Linked DNA regions of Homo sapiens: all the other regions are linked to region 1. A link is a contact called in ENCODE Hi-C data. All regions are on one chromosome and are shown on one strand. Each heading gives the region's core, a stretch centred on a gene start or an enhancer-like site at or near the end of the contact. The rest is flanking DNA. Distances are from core to core; before and after follow the strand shown. Region 1 holds the start of AVL9 (AVL9 cell migration associated). Region 2 holds the start of FKBP14 (FKBP prolyl isomerase 14). Region 3 holds the start of MTURN (maturin, neural progenitor differentiation regulator homolog). Region 4 holds the start of NPSR1-AS1 (NPSR1 antisense RNA 1).

Evidence for each region. Hi-C counts contacts between places; a loop is a spot of excess contacts on that map. Pooled maps may share reads with other maps.
Region 2: a map of CD8-positive, alpha-beta T cell shows a loop between it and region 1 (19-fold over the local background). The contact joins the promoter of FKBP14 here to the promoter of AVL9 in region 1. A Hi-C loop is called at or near these places in 5 of 168 maps with a recorded cell type or tissue (CD4-positive, alpha-beta T cell, CD8-positive, alpha-beta T cell and naive thymus-derived CD4-positive, alpha-beta T cell), 8 of 37 single-sample maps with no recorded cell type and 14 of 50 pooled maps.
Region 3: a map of CD4-positive, alpha-beta T cell shows a loop between it and region 1 (6-fold over the local background). The contact joins the promoter of MTURN here to the promoter of AVL9 in region 1. A Hi-C loop is called at or near these places in 2 of 168 maps with a recorded cell type or tissue (CD4-positive, alpha-beta T cell and naive thymus-derived CD4-positive, alpha-beta T cell) and 12 of 50 pooled maps.
Region 4: a loop to region 1 is called in a pooled map, with 6 times the contacts of the local background. The contact joins the promoter of NPSR1-AS1 here to the promoter of AVL9 in region 1. A Hi-C loop is called at or near these places in 3 of 37 single-sample maps with no recorded cell type and 4 of 50 pooled maps.

What each region holds. Positions count from the first base shown.
Region 1 is chr7:32,492,557-32,497,397 of GRCh38, reverse strand. AVL9 (AVL9 cell migration associated) reads right to left here and starts at 1,909. Exons shown (of 16, transcript NM_015060.3): 1 at 1,596-1,909. The coding sequence starts at 1,688. It also overlaps a transcript of LSM5 not described here. RefSeq lists enhancers at 515-1,313, 1,314-2,112, 2,186-2,395 and a silencer at 1,446-2,095.
Region 2 is chr7:30,023,290-30,028,130 of GRCh38, reverse strand. FKBP14 (FKBP prolyl isomerase 14) reads left to right here and starts at 1,429. Exons shown (of 4, transcript NM_017946.4): 1 at 1,429-1,819. The coding sequence starts at 1,623. It overlaps FKBP14-AS1 (FKBP14 antisense RNA 1), which reads right to left. Exons shown (of 3, transcript NR_187577.1): 3 at 890-2,744. RefSeq lists an enhancer at 1,024-1,173.
Region 3 is chr7:30,132,920-30,137,760 of GRCh38, reverse strand. It overlaps MTURN (maturin, neural progenitor differentiation regulator homolog), which reads right to left and starts at 2,775. Exons shown (of 3, transcript NM_152793.3): 1 at 2,463-2,775. The coding sequence starts at 2,624. It overlaps LOC105375216 (a long non-coding RNA gene), which reads left to right and starts at 3,047. Exons shown (of 3, transcript XR_927146.3): 1 at 3,047-3,157; 2 at 4,306-4,444. RefSeq lists silencers at 1,648-1,827, 2,148-2,287, 2,480-2,857, 2,628-2,877.
Region 4 is chr7:34,755,793-34,760,633 of GRCh38, reverse strand. It overlaps NPSR1-AS1 (NPSR1 antisense RNA 1), which reads left to right and starts at 2,362. Exons shown (of 4, transcript NR_033665.1): 1 at 2,362-2,560. All of the region lies in intron 2 of NPSR1 (neuropeptide S receptor 1), which reads right to left.

The DNA of each region.
Region 1 (4,841 bases), core at 660-3,159:
CCAGTCATTCTAAGACTTATGCATGTAACACACACTTTCCAAAACTTTTTTTTTCGCTCTTGTTGCCCAGGCTGGAGTGCAATGGCGTGATCTCGGCTCACAGCAACCTCTGCCTCCCGGCTTCAAGCAATTCTCGTGCCTCAGCCTCCCAAGTAGCTGGGATCACAGGCATGTGCCACCACGCGCAGCTAATTTTGTATTTTTAGTAGAGGCGGGGTTTCACCGTGTTGTCCAGGCTGGTTTCGAACTCCTCACCTCAGGTGATCCACCCGCCTCGGCCTCCCAAAGTGCTGGGATTGAGACAGGGTCTTGCTCTCTCACCCAGGCTGGAGTGCAGTGGTGGGATCAAGGGTCACTGTAGCCTCAGCCTCCTGGGCTCAAGCGATGTTCCCACCTTAGCCTACCGAGTAGCTGGGACTACAAGTGCGCTATCACATGCAACTAATTTTTTAATTTTTTTGTGGAGACAGTGTTTCCCTTTGTTATCTAAGCTGGTCTCAAACTCCTGGGCTCAAGTGAGCCTTTCATATCAGTCTCTAAAAGTGCTGGCATTCCAGGTGTGAGGATATATTTCAAAATTACGCACAAACACGATTTTTTCACTCCCATCACTTTTCTCTTATTCCCTAGAGAACTTAATTTTTGCCAATAAGTCTTCTAAAATGTTACATTTCCTGTGGAATGCAAGAAACTAAATGCTTCATTAGCTAGTGGTGGCAATTACTATTTTTAATACTTCAAAAAAGCATTTCAATTTACTGTTCACTAGCACATTATGACATCATTCCCTTCCAGTGTTTGCTTGCTCATTAAATAATCCTGTTTCTATTTTGTTCTCTTGCCTTCAATACATAGATTGCAAATATTCCATTTCAGATGCTGCATTAATGATTCAGTGAGGCTGCTGAAAAACGCCTTTATATTTGAACGGTTTGGTAATACACTTTCTCTTATTGCGGTTGATATGGAGAGATTAATCTCTCACCAAAAGGCAAAATCTGGAGAAGATGAAATAGCAAAACTAAGGACCAATGGGAAGGGGGAGGCAAAGTCAATCGACAACCGTACCTAACAGGAGAGATTCCAAGGCTTCCATCAGATAAACAAAGGAAGCTGATTTTTCTACGGAGGCTGCATGTGCTGCAAGCTACCTGAAGCATTAGTATGCAAGCCCACTGAGCCTATTACCTTGAAAGCAGAGTCCAAGCACTGAATTTTTCTAGACTCCCATTATAGGTGGACACCCAGAAAGCCAGTGGAGACAATGATGGACGGGGAAGAGAGTGGGGCCGGTCTTCGATGCTTTCCTCCCACTCCACCAAAGCAGAAGTTAAAAACCTACAACCTACACGTATCAACCAGCTCCTCCGCTGCTCAACCATTTTTCAGGGGCAGAAGGAAGAGGTTGTGGGGGCTGGGCTTCATGTGGGGCGGGTGGGAGGAGCTGCAAAAGGAGTCAGGTTGAGAGGCGAAGGGTCGCAGGCGCTGTGGGGAGGACTGCACGACGCGAGCTGAGCACACAGAAGCAGGGCAGGGGGGCCCCGGAAGGGGCGAACGCCCGAACGGCTGGGGGCGGGGGCGGGCCCTTTCCTCACCTGGCAGCCCTTCTTGTGGTGAAATCCGACCACCACGATGTGCAGTACGGGCCCCCGGGGGACGCCATCCCCGCCTCTCCTGGCCTTCTCCATGGGCGGCCGCCGCGGGCCCGCACGACGACTTCGACCGCCAAGGGCAGCGGGTCTGACGACCCCACCGTGTGCGGAAAGCCGCGGACTTCGGGTGTCAGCGAGCACAGCACATGAGGGCCGCACAGGGAGATCGGTGGAGGCAAAGCAGCTCCCGCCGCCCCCAGGGCCACGGCCGCCCTTCCCTCATCCGCTTCCGCAGCTTCCGGGCTGTCACCTGACACGGCGGCCGCCGCCGGCGAGGCAGGGCTGGGCAAGGCCGGGAGGGCCCTGACGGGGCGGGGTCTGAGAGGCCGAGGTGGAGCCTGGGGGAGCGGGGTGGGTCTAGGAGAGGAGAGATCGACTCTGTGGGGCGGGGAGGAGCGGGGGGAGGAGCGGGGGGAGGGCGGGTCCGGGTGGGACTTGACGAGGAGCGGCGGGGTGGGGCTTACGTGACCCGGGCGGCTGGGCTTGCAGAGCCTGTGGTGTCCGCGGGACCTGGAGGTGCGGCGTGGCACACCTGCTTTTTCCTCCCTGGATTCAATCTCAAAGCACTTCCTTCTCTTTTGCCTTCTCTTTTTCCTCAAAGTTTTCCCACTTCCCTCTTCTCTTCTGTTTTCCTTGCTTTTTCACATCTTTTCGGTTCACTCTCCGAGTGTCCGATTCCTTCACCTCCTTGCCTTTGCCTCTGTGGCCCCCGTCCTTATTCTTAAATATGTAGTAACATGGAGCATACTGGTGAGGTTGCGTATCTGTGTATTCAGCCTTTAAATTACTTGCTTACTCGAGAATTCTTGTTTGTTTCTTTCTAGAGTTTTTTTTTCTTCGTTTAAATATTATGTGTAGGAATCTGAGACGCATTTAAAACCTGAAACAGAATATCCTTGACAACAAAGGAAGTTTACTTGGATACGTGTAAAATGATTATTCTAGTCCTGCGATTTTATAAGAATATTCTTTTCATTCCATCTCATTTTGGGTGTAGTACTCTGGTCAATACAAAATATATGGGCTCTGTTGTCACCAGGGTTTTTTAATTCCTTTACTGATTGTACTACAATTCTTTTTTAAGCAGTGAATCTCATGTCAATTTAAAGTGCATTATAGAAAAGATTTAACAAGTCTTATCTAGGACAGTTTTCAAATAACCTAAAGGATAGGTGTCTGCTTCAAATAGAATTCGAGATTACTACAGTAACTGTGATATTTTGCACTTCTGGTCTTGAAAAGTAAGGAGCTCTGTTCTAATCTAACCATAGCTGAGAAAAACAGTAGGCTTCCTAAATCAAATTTAGTTTCTGTGATTCAGTAGAACTGTTTTAATGCTAATACTGCAGACATTTTTCAAGATGCTGCTATACATTTCTTTTCTGTATTACAAAATTATTGGCATTGGCTAAGAAAACTGTGTAAAACTATATTGCTCCCTGTATGCAGAATATATTAACTGTTTTCTTAATATATTAACTGTTTTGAGCTGTCAGCTGTGTGATGTGTTAACTATTAATATTTTCTTGATATAACCTGTCTTGATATTTTCCACAATTGGCATGGCTAAAATTACTGTCTAATTGAACACCTTTTAAAGATGTATATAAGGGCCGGGTGTGGTGGCTCACGCCTGTAATCCCAGCACTTTGGGAGGCCAAGGCAGGCAGATCACCTGAGGTCAGGAGTTCTAGACCAGCCTGGCCAACATGGTAAAACCCCCTCTCTAGTACAAAATACAAAAATTAGACCTGTAATCCCAGCTACTCGGACGGCTGAGACAGGAGAATTGCTTGAATCCGGGAGGTGGAGGTTGCAGTGAGCCAAGATTGCACCATCGCACTTCAGCCTGGGGGACAAGAGCGAGATTTCCTCTAAAAAAAAAAAAGATATATATAAAAAGAGGGTCAGGCGTGGTGGCTCATGCTGGTAATCCCAGCACTTTGGGAGGCCGATGCGGGCAGATCACTTGAGGCCAAAAGTTGGAGACCAGCCTGGGCAACATGGTGAAACCCCATCTCTGCTAAAAATGCAAAAATTAGCCAGGCATGGTGGTGTGTGTAATCCCAGCTACTAGGGAGGCTGAGGCAAGAGAATCACCCTAACCCGGGAGGTGGAGGTTGCAGTGATCTGAGATGGTGTCACTGCACTGCTCTCCAGCCCAGATGACAGAATGAGACTCCATCTCAAAAAAATAAAGAAAGGGAGAGAGAGAGAAAGAAAAAGTTAGTTACTGGGAAAATTGAGACAGAAAGTGAACAAGGGAATTTCCAGGATTTTTTTCATCTCTAAATACACAGACTGGACCACTTAAGAATTTAGAATATAGGTGGGGCATGGCGGCTCACACCTGTAATCTCAGCACTTTGGGAGGCCAGGGTGGGTAGATCACTTGAGTCCAAGAGTTCGAGACCAACCTGAGCAATGTAATGAGACCTCATCTCTACAAAAAATAATAAAAAATAAATAGCCAGACTTGGTAGCACGCGCCTGTGGTACTGGCTTCTCAGGAGGCTGAGATGGGAGGATTGCTTGAGTCCGCGAGCACACCACTGTACTCCTGCCTGGGTAACAGAGTGAGGTCTTGTCTCTAAATTAATAAATAAAATATGATGGGGTGTTGCTATGTTGCCCAGGCTGGCCTCAAACTCTTGGGCTCAAGGGATCCTCCTGCCTCAGCCTCCTAAGTAGCTGGGGCTACAGTTGCCTGCCACCATGCACATCTTACATTATGTTTTAAATGAGTTGTATTAATGTAGAATAAATTCATTAACAAGATATTGTCCACAAGGACAAATGTCTATTGGGAAAATAATAAAATTTCTAATTTAACTCGAGGGAGAAAATTAGAAATGCCTTTCTGAACATATAATACATGGAAGAGCCTTTGGTAGTTACATGTATTTTATGATAAATTATAAATTCTATTTTACGTCTTCTACTTAAGACTTAAAGGGAGAAAAATCCTTGAGACATAGAGCTATGACATATTTTCAAGTTCATAACAACTCTCCATTTGGAATTGGCCTGTTCTTCCTTTTTGTGTCTTGCCTCAGGAGAGAAAATAATAAAAATACCACTCCCTGAAATCCCCATTAACTCTACTATGTAAGTGAACTATATATCGTTCCTTTTTTCAGATTCTAAAGAGATTTTCTTTATTCTTTATTAGTGGCATTCAAAATTGCT
Region 2 (4,841 bases), core at 180-2,679, 2.5 Mb after region 1:
AGTCCCTATTCTTGTTCCAAAGCTGCCTAATTGATCTCACACACTTGAGGTAACCAATAACAGGGCGTAAAGAGATTATTGGAATTTCAGGGTAGAATACTATGAGGCCAGTGTAAACAGATGTTGTCCAGACTCTAAGGTCTCACTATGGAAGTGTTGATCTACTGACCCGGAGCACTGACATCACCTAAGAGCTTGTTAGAAATGCAGAATCTTGCACCCACCCCAGACCTCCAGATCAAAATCTGCATTTTAAACAAGATCTTCAGGGGGATTCCTATGCACATAGAGTGCGGATATGCACTGTGTTAAGGTTATTAGACCAGAAAAAATGTTAACTACAGATTAAGTGGAAAGAGGAGGTGAGAAAAGACTACAATACGATTTAAATCGCTTTAAGTATATGTCACAGAAGCATGCACCAAAATATTAAGAGGATTGTTTGCGGCTGGTGGTGGTATCGGCGAGCTTTCTTTTTCTTTAAAGTTGCCTGATTTAGTAAATAAAAATGCAAAACCATTATTCGTTATGTATCTGAAATTCCAACTTGATTCGACTCCCCAATATTATCTGGAAATCTTACTTTAGTGCTTTCCAATTTCTTCCAAAATGACTTCAATGAACATGCATTACTTTTGAACTTAGGCAAAAAATGTAAAACTAGAAAATGTAAACTACGATGAGGCTGTGTAATTCGTAACCATGATTACCATTTCTTCTTTAAAGCGGAAGTCTGCAAGTCGAAACTCATTATTTACCCTGTAAGGTAACTTAAGGGATAAATTATTAGCAGCCATAACATGACGTGGTGCTGTGGAATGAATCAGACCTGGTTTGAAGGCAGAGCTCATTTGCTTCGGGGCCAAACAACCTTAAGCAGGACAGTTAATATCTCCTGGTGTAAATTTACTTCTCTTTTAAATGGGAAAAAAGAACCTGCCTTACTGGGTGTAGTGAGGTTCATGCAACGGGAACGCGCTTTGTGAACCCTCAAGCAGTATGTCAGTCTTTACAGTTTATAAGCAATAGCAAAATCCTAGGATTGTGGCATCTTGGGGGGCCGCTCTCCAACGGCGAGAGTAAACGAGTCTTTCCTGGAACCCCGAAGATTTCATAGGGCCCCGGGACTCTTCCTACGTCTCTCAGCAGGGTTCTTCACAGAGATAAATCAGCCGGAGGAGTTTCCGGTTGGCTCTGCGCCCCGCCCCTCTCCCAAAATCCACGCTGGTTGAATGCTGAAATCCACCGGGCTCTAGGACCACAAGGGATGATCCGCCGCTTGGCAGCTGCCCGGCTCTACCGGGCTGTAAATTCCATCGTTGCAGCGTCATTGGCTTGAGAGCTGCCTGAAGGACAGCACCAATAGCCAATGGGAGGCTGCTATTCCCAGGCGGCCGCGTTATAAGAGCCAGTCAGGCCGGCATTTGGGCTTAACTCTTTAAAGGTAGGTTCGTGACCCTTGAGAAAAGAGTTGGTGGTAAATGTGCCACGTCTTCTAAGAAGGGGGAGTCCTGAACTTGTCTGAAGCCCTTGTCCGTAAGCCTTGAACTACGTTCTTAAATCTATGAAGTCGAGGGACCTTTCGCTGCTTTTGTAGGGACTTCTTTCCTTGCTTCAGCAACATGAGGCTTTTCTTGTGGAACGCGGTCTTGACTCTGTTCGTCACTTCTTTGATTGGGGCTTTGATCCCTGAACCAGAAGTGAAAATTGAAGTTCTCCAGAAGCCATTCATCTGCCATCGCAAGACCAAAGGAGGGGATTTGATGTTGGTCCACTATGAAGGCTACTTAGAAAAGGACGGCTCCTTATTTCACTCCACGTAAGTAATTATGCCCCGCAGGTAAAATAGTAATTAAGAATCCACTCACTTATGCCAGCTCTCCAGCAGGAAAGGTGGCCTGTACCTGGTTTTGCCTCTTTTACAAAACCGAAATATCTTATTTCCTTCTTTGGGAAAGGAAATTGTTTAAAGCCAGTTTTATATAGCGAGCGAGGCCTTTGAAGGTCTTGTTGGAAACATGTGGTCTGGAAAAGGCTGTTAATTTTTTTTATTATACAAATTAGAACTAGAATCTTTGAAATATTGCAGAAATATATCTGGGTGTATAATTGGCCAATAAGTAGAAAAAGCCCAAAAGAATTCTCATATCTCAAACTCCATTTCTTAAAGAAAATGACTTGATTCCATTTTTAATGTGGTGTAGGTGATGTTCACCTAAAACTTTTCACAGCGACTTCAAAAGCAAACTACACTATCACTTATTTGCCTGTTGAAGGATATACTAATGCCGTTTCACTGACCTACTTCTTTTGTTCTGACGAATGGTATTTTGGTCAAGGCACAGGACCATGATTTCAGTCATTTGCTTCTTTCTAGAGAGTCAGACTTCATTGATGAGGTGGGTGTGGTTTTGGAAGTCTAGGTGAAGGATTTTCAGGTGGTTACACTATCATTTCTGTTCTATAAACGAAGAAATTGGAACATGGAAATGGTTTACAGCCTAATGATTTTCAATTAGGCATCGGTTCCATTCATTCCATTATGACAGTATTTAGTGAGCATTTCCTTGATGTTAAGCCATGTTCTGGGTGCTAGGAAGATTCAGAAATTTTGGCTTCTAATCATCTTCATCTATTCATTAGTCTGTCCATCTATCAAACTCTTATTGAATGGTCACAAGTCAGGTCCTGGAGACGCAAAGATGGCTAGAAGCAGGTTCTTGTCCTCTAACAGTATACACCATCTACAGGTGGGAGAAAGACAAGTAAATAATGCAATGATATAGGGTACAGAATATTCAAAGTGCTAGCAAAGCGTAACTGGGCCTGAAGTAGTTAGGCTCCATGGGGTGGGGAAAGGGAAAGACTTCCCAGAGACCATAATTGAAATGAACCTTGGAAGATGGGTGGAGGTTTCCAGGGGGAAAGTAGGGAAGGATGTTGTAGGTAGAGGGAATAACATGAATTAAAACAGTAAATCTTCATAGCCCATCCTCCACCTGATTTTCTAATAAACTGCCTTTACTGGGCATTCAGACCTGGTCTGTCTTGAGGGTTGGGGAAATGAATGGGGCTCTTCTCTAAACTGTTAGCCCTGGGAAAAAGTTCCAGAAAAATGGCTTGCCTTAGAATTCTCAACAGCCCTTTCTTCTTGTCAACTAGGTGAGTGCCACGGTGGATATTAAATGATGTGATTTGCATTTTGAAAATTCAGTTATATTGTTATTTTTAGTCTGATCTCTTTTAGACTCAGCCTGACTTCTTTCAGATTTCTGAACCAAAAACCTGTGCTGACTTTGGTGGTAGCCATGGAATATTATTTAGCAGTTTGCTACTAAGTTCTAATACCTGATGAGGGGACTGTTATCATGCAGCCTCCATGTAAATGGTCAGAAGCTGCTAACTGTAAACTTCATGAAGAAATACCATCAAATTGGCTGGGCGTGGTGGCTCACGCCTGTAATCCCAGCACTTTGGGAGGCCGAGGCAGGCAGATCGCGAGGTCAGGAGTTTGAGACCATCCTGGCCAACATGGTGAAACCCCGTCTCTACTAAAAATACAAAAGTTATCTGGGCGTGGTGGGCACCTGTAATCCCAGCTACTCAGGAGGCTGAGGCAGGAGAATCGCTTGAACCCAGGAGGCGGAGGCTGCAGTGAGCCAAGATTGCGCCGCTGCACTCCAGCCTGGGCAACAGAGCGAGACTCCGCTCTGAAGAAAAAGAAATACCATCAAATGATCAGTTTGTAAGCACGTTTGCCATCTCTAGAACCATAGCCTATGGGATAAATTGCTTAGCCCTAAGAAGAACTGTGCTAAAATTGTAGTCAGTGATGAGTAGTAGAATGTTTCCTGCTTCTTTTTTCATTTCTAGCCTTCCCAAATTTTCTACAGTTGGCATTTTGTTACTTTGATCATTGGGCAAAATTACAGGAAAAAATGGCATTACCCAGATTTAGTAACCATGGTACTCATGAAGCGTAGTACAGTGACTTCTTTTTCTCACCTACAAGATATCCTTGAATAGAATATTTTCCTTATTGCACTGAAAGGGAGCTAGGTAGGGATCAGGCATTACTCAGCCCTTAAGCCTCCCTGTATGTAGTTCGGCAGGTTGGTTTTCCTAGGCTAGACTCTCTTCAACTCATGAGCCAGGACATTCTATTTCCCTCGTCCCCAGTTGATAGGGTTCCGCTATGGCCCCACCCAATTCTCATCTTAAATTGTAGCTACCATAATCCCCACATGTTGTGGAAGGGACCTGGTGGGAGGTAATCGAATCATGAGGGCAGGTTTTTCCCATGCTGTTCTCCTTGTGATAGTAAATAAGTCTCACGAGATCTGATGGTTTTATAAAAGGCAGCTCCTCTGCACACTCATTCTTGCCTGCTACCATGTAAGACGTGCCTTTGCTCCTCCTTTGCCTTCCGCCATGATTGTGAGACCTCCCCAGCCATGTGGAACCGCGAGTCCATTAAACCTCCTTTTCTTTATAAGTTACCCAGTCTTGAATATTTCTTCATAGCAGTATGAAAATGGACTAACACACCAGTCCTTGAGGGGCTACTCTTCCAGACTTTCCTATATAGCCCCACTGTAGACCCCTGAGGAGGAAACTGGGCTAGGGTCTGAGTGGGGATTTAGGGATGAAAAGCAGCCTTTTCTACCCGTCAGAGCCATCAGCAGGCCATAGCTAAGGCAAGTTTGTAGGCAGGATATAAGACACTGTGCTTCTCACTCTTCATATCTGTGTGCATATGGACCCACATATGTTGGCAGTAAATTCTCCTTAGCCTTTCAATCTCCTTCCCAAACTCAGCCATTTTTCCATTATTTTCTCCT
Region 3 (4,841 bases), core at 1,526-4,025, 2.4 Mb after region 1:
TTTCCAGGGAAAAAGAAAAGAACTAAGGCAGGACACTTATTAGAGGCAAACAGTAGCTTGACAAACCTGGCCTGGGACAGATTCAAGAGGTCCGGCTAGGAAAACTCCCGAGGTTGGCATCTTGTCCATTAGAGCCTCCAGAACTTGGAGAAAGTTCCATTCTACCCAAGGAATCATCTGCCCACCCCCATCCTCTATCTTTCTATCTATTCTATTTAAATTGTCAGTTTACATGACACTTTCAAGCATTTTTCTCATGCAGATGGGAAAATATTTAAAATCTGGGTGGCCTCAAGAGAAAGGCCTGATACAAATAATATAATACTTCTTACTTCTGAACGATGGTTGGATACACATATTCATGGCAAGAGAACAGCCTTTTGTCTTCCTGGCCCACTTACTGTCTTTGGAGTCATTTCTTTGGGTATGGCCTGGGCGGTCCCAGCAGGAAGGCTGTGTGGGCTTCTCCCCAGTGAAATCCAGAACCATGAGCCATTCTTGCCCTGTTTCACACGGTCAGGAGGGAGAAAGGGCGCTGGCAGATGAAGGAAGCCCAGAGCTGGAAGGGACCCTAGCCAAACCCTAACATTTTACAGTCAGCTGGATTCTGGTGCCCTTTCCACTGTATCCTGGGGGCTTTCTCACACTTTTGCAATGGAGTGAATCCCTTTTTAATGATCTCCCACTCCTTCCAAAAAGAACACTTATTTACTTACTTTACCTACAGTTAAGATGGGCTTACAGGCATTAATATTATTGTTCAGTTGGCTCTTCTGGAGGTATTCTGATTAGCCCCATTTTACAGGTGGGAAAACCAAGGCTCTTTAAAAAATGAGACAAGCTCTAAATTCTGGGAAACCCCAGGTCTCTAACCCCAAATTTGTGGGGCTCTTGCTGTGTGTTAGGGACTATTCGGTGCGTTACCTATATGAACGCCTGGGTGCTGGCATTATTATACCTATTTTTTTGGATGTGGAAACTGAGCTCAGGGTGGGTATTTGAGCACAGTCACAGAGCCAGAACTCAAATCTGGCTGTCACACAAGGCCATCCCTCTTCTGGAGTGCCACTTGTGGAATGCCCAGGTGGATCCCTGCCCTCCTCAGGGGGTGCGTGTGGGCGGAGGGAATGCTTTATCGGCCAGGCATACATAAGCCTTCACCTCTCCAGGACCAAGAAAGGCGGTCTTGCAGTCTCCCTAACTCCTTCGCGAACTTCCCGTAGGTGGTCAGGGCGCTCGGCGGCAGGACCACGGCCCAGCTTTGTCTCCCCCACCTGAGGAGCGTGCACCAGGCCGCGCCCCGCACCACCCCACCTCCGCCCACAAGGCCCGCGACCACACGGTCACCCGCGCCCACGGCCGCCTCCATCTTACATTTGGGGATCATTATTTATTCCCCGACCTTGGAAACACTTCATGAGCACCGTGCTCGCCCTACTCCACCCCTCCCACCCCGACTCCCCTGCCCTCCGCATCCCCTTCCTCAACTGCCAGAGTCGGGATCCCAGGTGGGTGCAGGATTCAAAGTGGAAGGTTTGGACACCGCAGTCCCAGTTCCCGGTCCCTCTGAGCCGGGGCTGAGGGGATTCCCCGTCATCTGGAAAAGCCAACGGGCTTCAGCAGGGCCAGGGCACCGCCTCGGCTGGAGAGAACCCGCCCGGGCCACACACACCTCTCGGGCAGCTCAGAGAGGCAGCGAGGGCAGCGCGGGGGCAGGGGGAGAGGCGTGCCGCGTGTGCGCGTGAGTGTGCGCGTGTGAGGGTGAGGGTGTGAGCATGTGTGTGTGTGTGTTGGGGTGTATGCGCAGGCGCGCGTGCGTATTAAGATCCGGGGTGTAATTCCGCAAAGAAGGTCCAGGAGATCGGGCATCGCTAGTATGGACAGAGCTTTGTGTCCAAACAGGCAGTGCAAGGACTAACCCGCGAGGGCGGGGAGTGGGGTTCTCCCGGGAGGGGCAATGCGAGGAGCCGAGGCTGGGCACCGGAGGGGAGCGGGATTCCTATCCCGGACGGGACGCCTGGATGTGGGAAGCTCCGGACCTGGGCTCCTGCCGGAGGGTCCGTGCGCCCCAGACCCGGCTGGTCCGACGCGGGTGACACCCACACCCCAGGGATGCTCCATGCCAGGCACCGCGCACGGGCCGCGAGGTCGGGTTCCCGAAACGGCGCCCGCAGCAGCGGGGAGAGGAGTGGCCTTTAGGGGGACGCCACACCTCCCGCCCCGACCCGGCTCCCCGGATCCTCCGGGCGCCTTGCCCGCCGCCCACCGGGCCCCACCCGGGCAGCGGAGCCCGCACCGCCCGGCCCGGGGCTTCCCCGGCGGAGCACGCGGGGCGCGGGGCGCGGGTTACGGCCCCCCACTCTGCGCCCACCGCCGCCCACCGCGCGGGAGCTCGGGCGCAGGGACGCACCGCCGCGTCCACACTCCCGCCGGCTCCGGCGGTCCCTCCTCCAGGCACTCACAAAATTGTCGCCGCAGCCGTTGTCCGGACACAGCACATAGAAGGAGACGCCGGGGTCGGCGTAGAAATCCATCCTGCGTTCGGTCTCCTCGGTGGCGATGAGCTCGAAGGGCGTGTTGGAGCACCATTTCTCCGCAACGTCGGCCAGCTGCTGGAAATCCATCGCGGCCCCGCGCCCGCCTCCCGCCGCCGCCCGCCCTCCCGCTCCTAGGCGCCCTCCTCCCGGGCGGGCAGCGCGGCGCTCGGCTCGGCCTGCGCGGGCTCCTCCGGGGCCGGGCTGGGCCGGCTGGGACTGTTTACATGCGGTGCGGAGTGGGGCGGGCGGCGGCCGGGGACAGCGCGGCGCCGCGCCCGCGGCTCCTCCTCCGCCCCGCCTCCCCCCGCCCCCTTGCGGGCCGCCGTGGGGGTTGGCGCGGCCGGGCCGGGACGCGGGGCGGCGGGAGGAGCGGCCGGCACCCCCGCGGGCGCCCGGATTTTCCTGGGCGCTCCCGCCCCCCCTTTATTTTTAAACAAACCCGGAGCATCCCGGGGCCCTGGCCATCGCGGTGCCGCCCCGGGCCGTGACGTCATGGGCCCCAGCCAATCACCGGAGCCTGAGACCGCGCCGCGGCTTGCGAGCCCGGTGACGTCACAGCGCGAGCCTGGAATCCGCAGCTCCGCGGGTTACCTGGAAGCGGTGCGAGCGCCCAATACCTGGTTAGCGTTTCTGTGGAGTTAGAAAGCCCAGGAAGCGTTTGCCCAAATGCGATTTAAATGCAAGGGAGGCCATAGAACTGCAGATAACTTGGACCTTGTCTGGGGCTAGCAGTGGAGGAGCTGAGAAAATCTAAGGAAAAGGGAGCTTTTCTTTTTGCAGAAACCAAAGTTCTGTTCTCCGATTGATTTAAGGGAATGTGTCTTCTTAATGCATTTATCAGACACTAATATGAATGTTCACTTGCAAAGGGCGTGTGTGATTTTTTATTTGCGTTACGTAAAGCTGAATATTTCTTAGAAATGAGCCTCATAAGACTGGCTTCAGTATTATTCAGCTTGAATTCACATTGCATAACCTAAAAAGGTCAAGAGGATAAAGCACATTTTAAAACAAGAGTGTGTGGCCCAACGATTGCACCTGTTGAGTGCTCACTGGCTGCCATATACTGGACAGGCATTACTGGATTGCAGAAAATGCACTAGGGTCCTCGCCCTCAGGACTTGAACACTACAAACACAGACACGTTATAAACATTCAGCCAGCTTTTTTCTGTAAAGTGTGTCTTCTGAACCAGGCACTGTGCACGAATTTACATTCCCACCAACACGTATATATGTTTCCTTTTCTCTGCACCCTCACCAACATCTGCTGTTTTTTGACTTTTTAATCATAGCCATTTTGACTGGTGTGAGATTGTATCTCATTGTGGTTTTAATGTGCATTTCTCTGATAATTAGTGGATGTTGAGCATTTTTTCATATGTTCGTTGGCCACTTGTATGTCTTTTTTGAGAAATATCTGTTCATGTCCTTTGCCCACTTTTTAATGGGTTTTTTTTTTTTCTTGTTGAGTTGTTTGAGTTCCTTGTAGATTCTGGATATTAGTCCTTTGTCAGATGCGTAGTTTGCAAATATTTTCTCTCATTCTGTAGGTTGTCTATTTACTCTGTTGATTGTTTCTTTTACTGTGCAGAAGCTTTTTAGTTTAATTAAGGCCCATTTGTCTATTCTTGTTTTTGTTGCACTTCCTTTGGGGTTTTAGTCATAAATTATTTGCCTAGGCCAATGTTGCAAGGAACTGAATTCTGCCAACAACCCGAATGAGCTTGAAAAGCAGATTTTTTTCTCAAACTTGTTGTCTTTTCCAGACAAGAACTGAGCCTGACTATTACCATGATTGCAGCCTTCGCAGAACCTGAGCGAGAACCCAGTGATGCCATGGCTGTGCTGGGACTTCCGACTTTCAGAACTGTGGGCTATTAAATGGGTGTTGTTTTAAGCTGTTAGGTCTGTTTAAATTCTTCATGCAGCAGTAGAAAACTAATACACAGGACAATGAAGGAGACAGGCACATGAATATAAAAATGCAATATGCTGTTGTAAAGTTACAAAATGGTCCTTAAAAAAAAAAAGTATGGGTGTCTCCAGATAGCACAAGCTTCCTTGCAGTTTTACCTGGCACCACCATTTAAAGCATAATATGTGTTCCAAAAATGAATTCCTTAAATTGGAGATGAAAATATGAAAAATACATTCCTTTTTTCCTTTTTCGGGAAAGAAGGAGTTTTTTTTTTAATCCATGTGTTTTAAAATGTATCAGTCAAATTTGCTCCAAGTGATGTGATCAGAATTATGAAGTTATGTTTATTTAACAAATAGTTTTTGTCAGAAAATGAAAAACTCT
Region 4 (4,841 bases), core at 1,113-3,612, 2.3 Mb before region 1:
TTTGACTTTTTTCCTCTGCAGTTATGATTTGATATTTTCCATGCCCTTTCTATTTCATTTCTTATTTTTCATTGTGTTGGGTATGTTCTTACATGCATGGGCAGTACACAGCATGGCTACTGGAGCCCGACTGTGGGATTTTGAATGTTGGCTCTGCTACATGACAGCTGTGCTATCTTGGGCTTGCTACTGACCACACGGAATCCAGGGCTCTTTGTAAAATTGTAATAAGAATGCCTGATTTATAGGGCTACTGTGAAGGTTAAATGAGATAGTTTATGTAAAATGTTTAGTAAAATGCTTGCCCTATAAAACCTGGGTAGCTGTTGTTGGTGCTGATGCAATGAATAGGGCCAATAACTAGACAGAGAGCTGCAAGAACTGGGGATGAGATGGTGTGTCTTAACATAAGTCCTAGACTCCTTGCCAACTTGCTAGAATAATGTTTTCTGCAAAAATTGACACATAAGAAGTAGAGGCTTTCTTTAAACTAGATCTAAAATGAAGACTGGCTATTTTATTTGCTATAATGCATGCCAGCTAATCCAATATATTTGATTAACACACTTGATCAGTCTAATATATTAGATTCTCACTATGGAAACAGTGGTGATTAAATTAACTGATGGCGGATAAGGTGAAAAGAACTAAGCCAATCCTTGAGAGACTAGAACACAAGATAGATTAGTTCAGGGATTGGGCCACTATTTATTAACAGGATTGCTACTTATGGGGCAATTCTGTGTTAGGATAGATGGTCCTGTGCAGGAAATTTGGCATGCCTGGGCTGTGCTTACTAAATGCCAGAAGTAACCCCTGCTGCCCCAGTCTTTGTGATAACTCCAAATATCCCACCATTTCCAAATGCCCCAGGACTGCTTCCTGTGAAGAACTATTGAGGTGTGGAAGGACATCTAGTGGTAGATTGGGAATATGACCCAGCATTTCTAGGTCAGTTTCAGTTTATACCCGCCATGATTATGCCTGTGGCCCTTTCTCTTAAATATGCCATGGTTTTACTTGGCTCATTGGAGATGGCTGATTCCTGGCCTGGGGCTGGGAAAAGGACAAGATAAGCCTGGAACATCATGTTGTGCTGGCAAGTGAGGACATGCCCAAAAATGCTGAGAAACATGTCAACAGAAACACGCACCAAATTGTAGGGCTCTTGCTGACCCCAGTCAGCAATCTAGGCATAAAAAGAAATAACTATGGCAACAAATTATAACCCACAGAATAAAAGAAGAACCTATGATGTAAATTTAAAAATGGGAGAGAAGGGAAATTTCTTCCTTAAAGTAGAGAGACTGCTAATAAGTATAGAAGAAATAATGAAATTAGAAAATCATCATTTGGAAACCTTTATAGCATTGATTCAGACAGGAATCTACACTGTATGGTAAGTGCTGTGAGTGAAAGTTTAAGGAGTATCAGGATGGCTATGTACTCTTAAAATACTTGTCAGTTGCAAAAGGAAAAATAGTATCTTTACAGTGGAGAAATCTGACAATAACATCACTAGTAATGGGACAAATTGATATACTGTGTCTGCTGATACTATATACTAAGAGGAACATAGCATCATTCCTGGTGTATAACTCTCAAAAGCACATAACCTTAATCTATTCAGAAGGAAACATCACACAAACCCAAAGTGAGAGAAACTCCACAAAATATCTAACCTATGCTATTTAAAAATGTTGATGTCATAAGATACAAAGAAAGACCAAGGAACTGTTCTAAGTTAAAGAACACTAAACGTACATGGCAACTGAATACAATACATGATTCGGGGTTTTTTGTGCTAAAAAGGATGTTCTTGGGATAATTGGTGACATTTAAAGCAGGTTTGCTGATTACCTGGGACATTTTTAGATGGATGGATAGGTAGATAGGTAGGTATTATAGATAGACTGATAGAGGAAATGATAAAGCAAATATGAAAAATATTAACATTTCAGGAATATGTGTACAGGGTACATGGGGGTATTTGTACTACTCTTGAAGATTTTCTGTAAACCTGAAATTATGTCAAAACAAGAAGCTAAAAATGAAAAATGTCCTGGTTGGGAAGACACATATGGTTGCTCAACCCATAGGGGAAGAGCTGGCAGAATATGATGGCTGTGACCTCTGCACGGTACTGAAGATATGGGCAACATGTTGAGCAAGGGCTGCTGTTATATTGAGAAGTGAGCTTTAGAATTGTTCAGCAAGTTTCTTCTTGTTCAGACCAGTATAGGCTTTCCTGGTAAGCTACTGTGCAATGTATTTGTTAATTATTAGCTCAGAGAGAGATTCAGCAAGTGGGCTTACATCTGTTCCCATGAAACACCATGAACTTCACACTCTCTGGGGAGGTCTAGGACTCAGAAATATAGATGTTAGTAAGAGCAAACAGACATAACAGATAACACATACAAAGTGCCTACCACATGCTAACCACTGCTGCAGGCACTTTCTATAGAAGAACTAATTTAATCATCACCATAACCCTATGGGGTAGATGATATTTTTACAACCTCCATTTTACAGATGAAGAAACTGAAGCATAGACCTGGTGAGTAACTCACCCAAGTATTAGTATGGAGGGGAGCTGGGATTGAAACACCAGTTATGGTCATTCCAGAGGATGAATGCTCTCTTCACCACTCTCCTCTTCTGCTTCCTGAGGGGCTCTGAGCAATGAAACTCTTCTTTCCAGATTGTGCTTATAAAGCAAACGAGGTGTCCAGGATTAGACCTCTAGAAGAGTCTGAGCTGTTGTACCCCATACTGGGGCAAAGTAAGTTGTTTGTGCTGAGTGGGGAGTGGAGCCAAAGCTCAGAGGAGGCATCGGAAGGTAGGAGCAGATATGCGGAGCAGACTAGCAGAACAGTCGCATGGCCAGAAGAAAGCTGGAGGGTTGGGCCGAGGTTGGGTCACTAGATAGCAGAGTGAGAGGAAGCAATGCCCAGCCTAGTGGGTGGCTGATCAAGGCAGAAACTGGGGGGTCAGTGTAAGAACAGGCTGGGCTTCAGAGCCAGAACTCATACACAAAATATTCTGGATTTATTCCTTGGGAAGGCTGTGTTCCAGTGTGTCTGATAAGGCCTTGGCCTCATCTTTCTGGTGGCACTCACCTTTCCCAAAAAGTAGCTAAGCCTAATCTTTGTCACTAAGGAAGTGGGGAACAAACACTGGCCGACACCTGCATCCCAGGCTGTGTGCTAGGTATTTAACATGTATTATCTTACTTAATGCAATGTTTTGAATAAGTGTACCTGAGCCAAACTGCCTACTGTGCACATATATATTAGGTTGGTGCGAAAGTAATTGCTGTTTTTGCTACTAAAAGTAATGGCAATTACTTTTGCACCAACCTAACAGAAGGAGTGACTATTCAAAGTGTGCACTCAACTTTCAGTTCAGTGAAATTTGGATTGTTTATTGGAGCTTGATGCAATTGTAATTAAATAGAATAATATAATTAGATAATTTTCACTGTAAGTGCAATACAAATATAGGTACTCAAAACACCACAGGTAGTAGAAAAAGCAGGCATGCTCTCATCGAACCAACATGGCAATTTTTGCGTACAACAGGAAGCATCAAACTCAATGAACTATGGAGGCCAGCTCAGGCACAATTATAGACATAATTTCTTAATCATCGTAACTATCTGAAGAAGGCAATCATATAATTTCAGCCTTTTGTGGTTATTGTAGGATTTAATTCAGTAAAGCATATAAAGCATGTGGCTCAGTGCCAGCCACAAGGGAGGCCCTGAATGCATGGCACCTGCTCTGCTCATTTTCTCAAGAGAGAAATGAAGCTTAGTGAATGTAAGTAATATGTCGAAAGCCACAGAAATAACAAATGGCAGAGAGAGGATTTGAATTCAGGTCGCTAGACTTTGTCCTCCATTTTTGTGCAGCTTTCAAACTAAGAATAACTTTTACATATTTTACTGGTTAGAAAATATTTTTTAAAAAAGAAATATATGCCCAGGCACATGAAAATTATATGAAATTCAAATATCTGTGCCATAAAAGAAGTTTTAGTTACACAGCCATGCCTGTTTGCTCATGGCTGCTTTCATGTTACAATGCCAGAGTTGGGTAGTTGACACAGAGATCATAGGACCTGCAAAGCCTAAAATATTTAATATCTGGGCCTTTACAGAGAAATTTGGTTGACCCCTGTCCTAGACCTTAGACCCCTGCTCTTTCCATTATTCTCAAGTGCCGGTGGATCCAGATCGGTTGTGACATTGCTTAATCTCCTGGCATTCTTGGGGAATTATTAAACTGCCATGTAGGTTGCATAAATGCTCCCTGCTGGCTTGAATAGGAGAGTTTTGAAGGTGCCAGATGGGAACAGATTCCTTTCTTTCATCTTAACAAAAATCCAATCTCACTCTCTTTCATGTTCAAGAGCATTTGATTAATTAGGACAGGAAGTAGGGGGGCGGTGGGGAGAACAATCCGAGCTGTTGAGCTGGACTGAGCTGGCAGTTTCAGGTGCTCTCATTTCAGCTTCTCCTCCCCATGTCTAGCAGGCTCCCTGAACTCCCAGCTGAGTGTAATCAGAGGCTGTGTAATTGGAGGGTGAATGCACAGGCTTTATATTCAGAGACCTGTATTTGTACTGTGATTCCCTACTTGCTAGTTGTATGGTTTTGCACAAGTTATTTAACCTCCTTCGGTCTCAGTTTCTGCAGGTCTAACATGGGCATAATGAGAATACCTATGGCTTTGAGTAATTTGGAGGATTAAAAGCAAACATATATGAAAAGATTTTTTTCCCTAAAGAGGTGGCTCAATGAGCATTCAGTAAATACTAGCTATTACTATTATTTT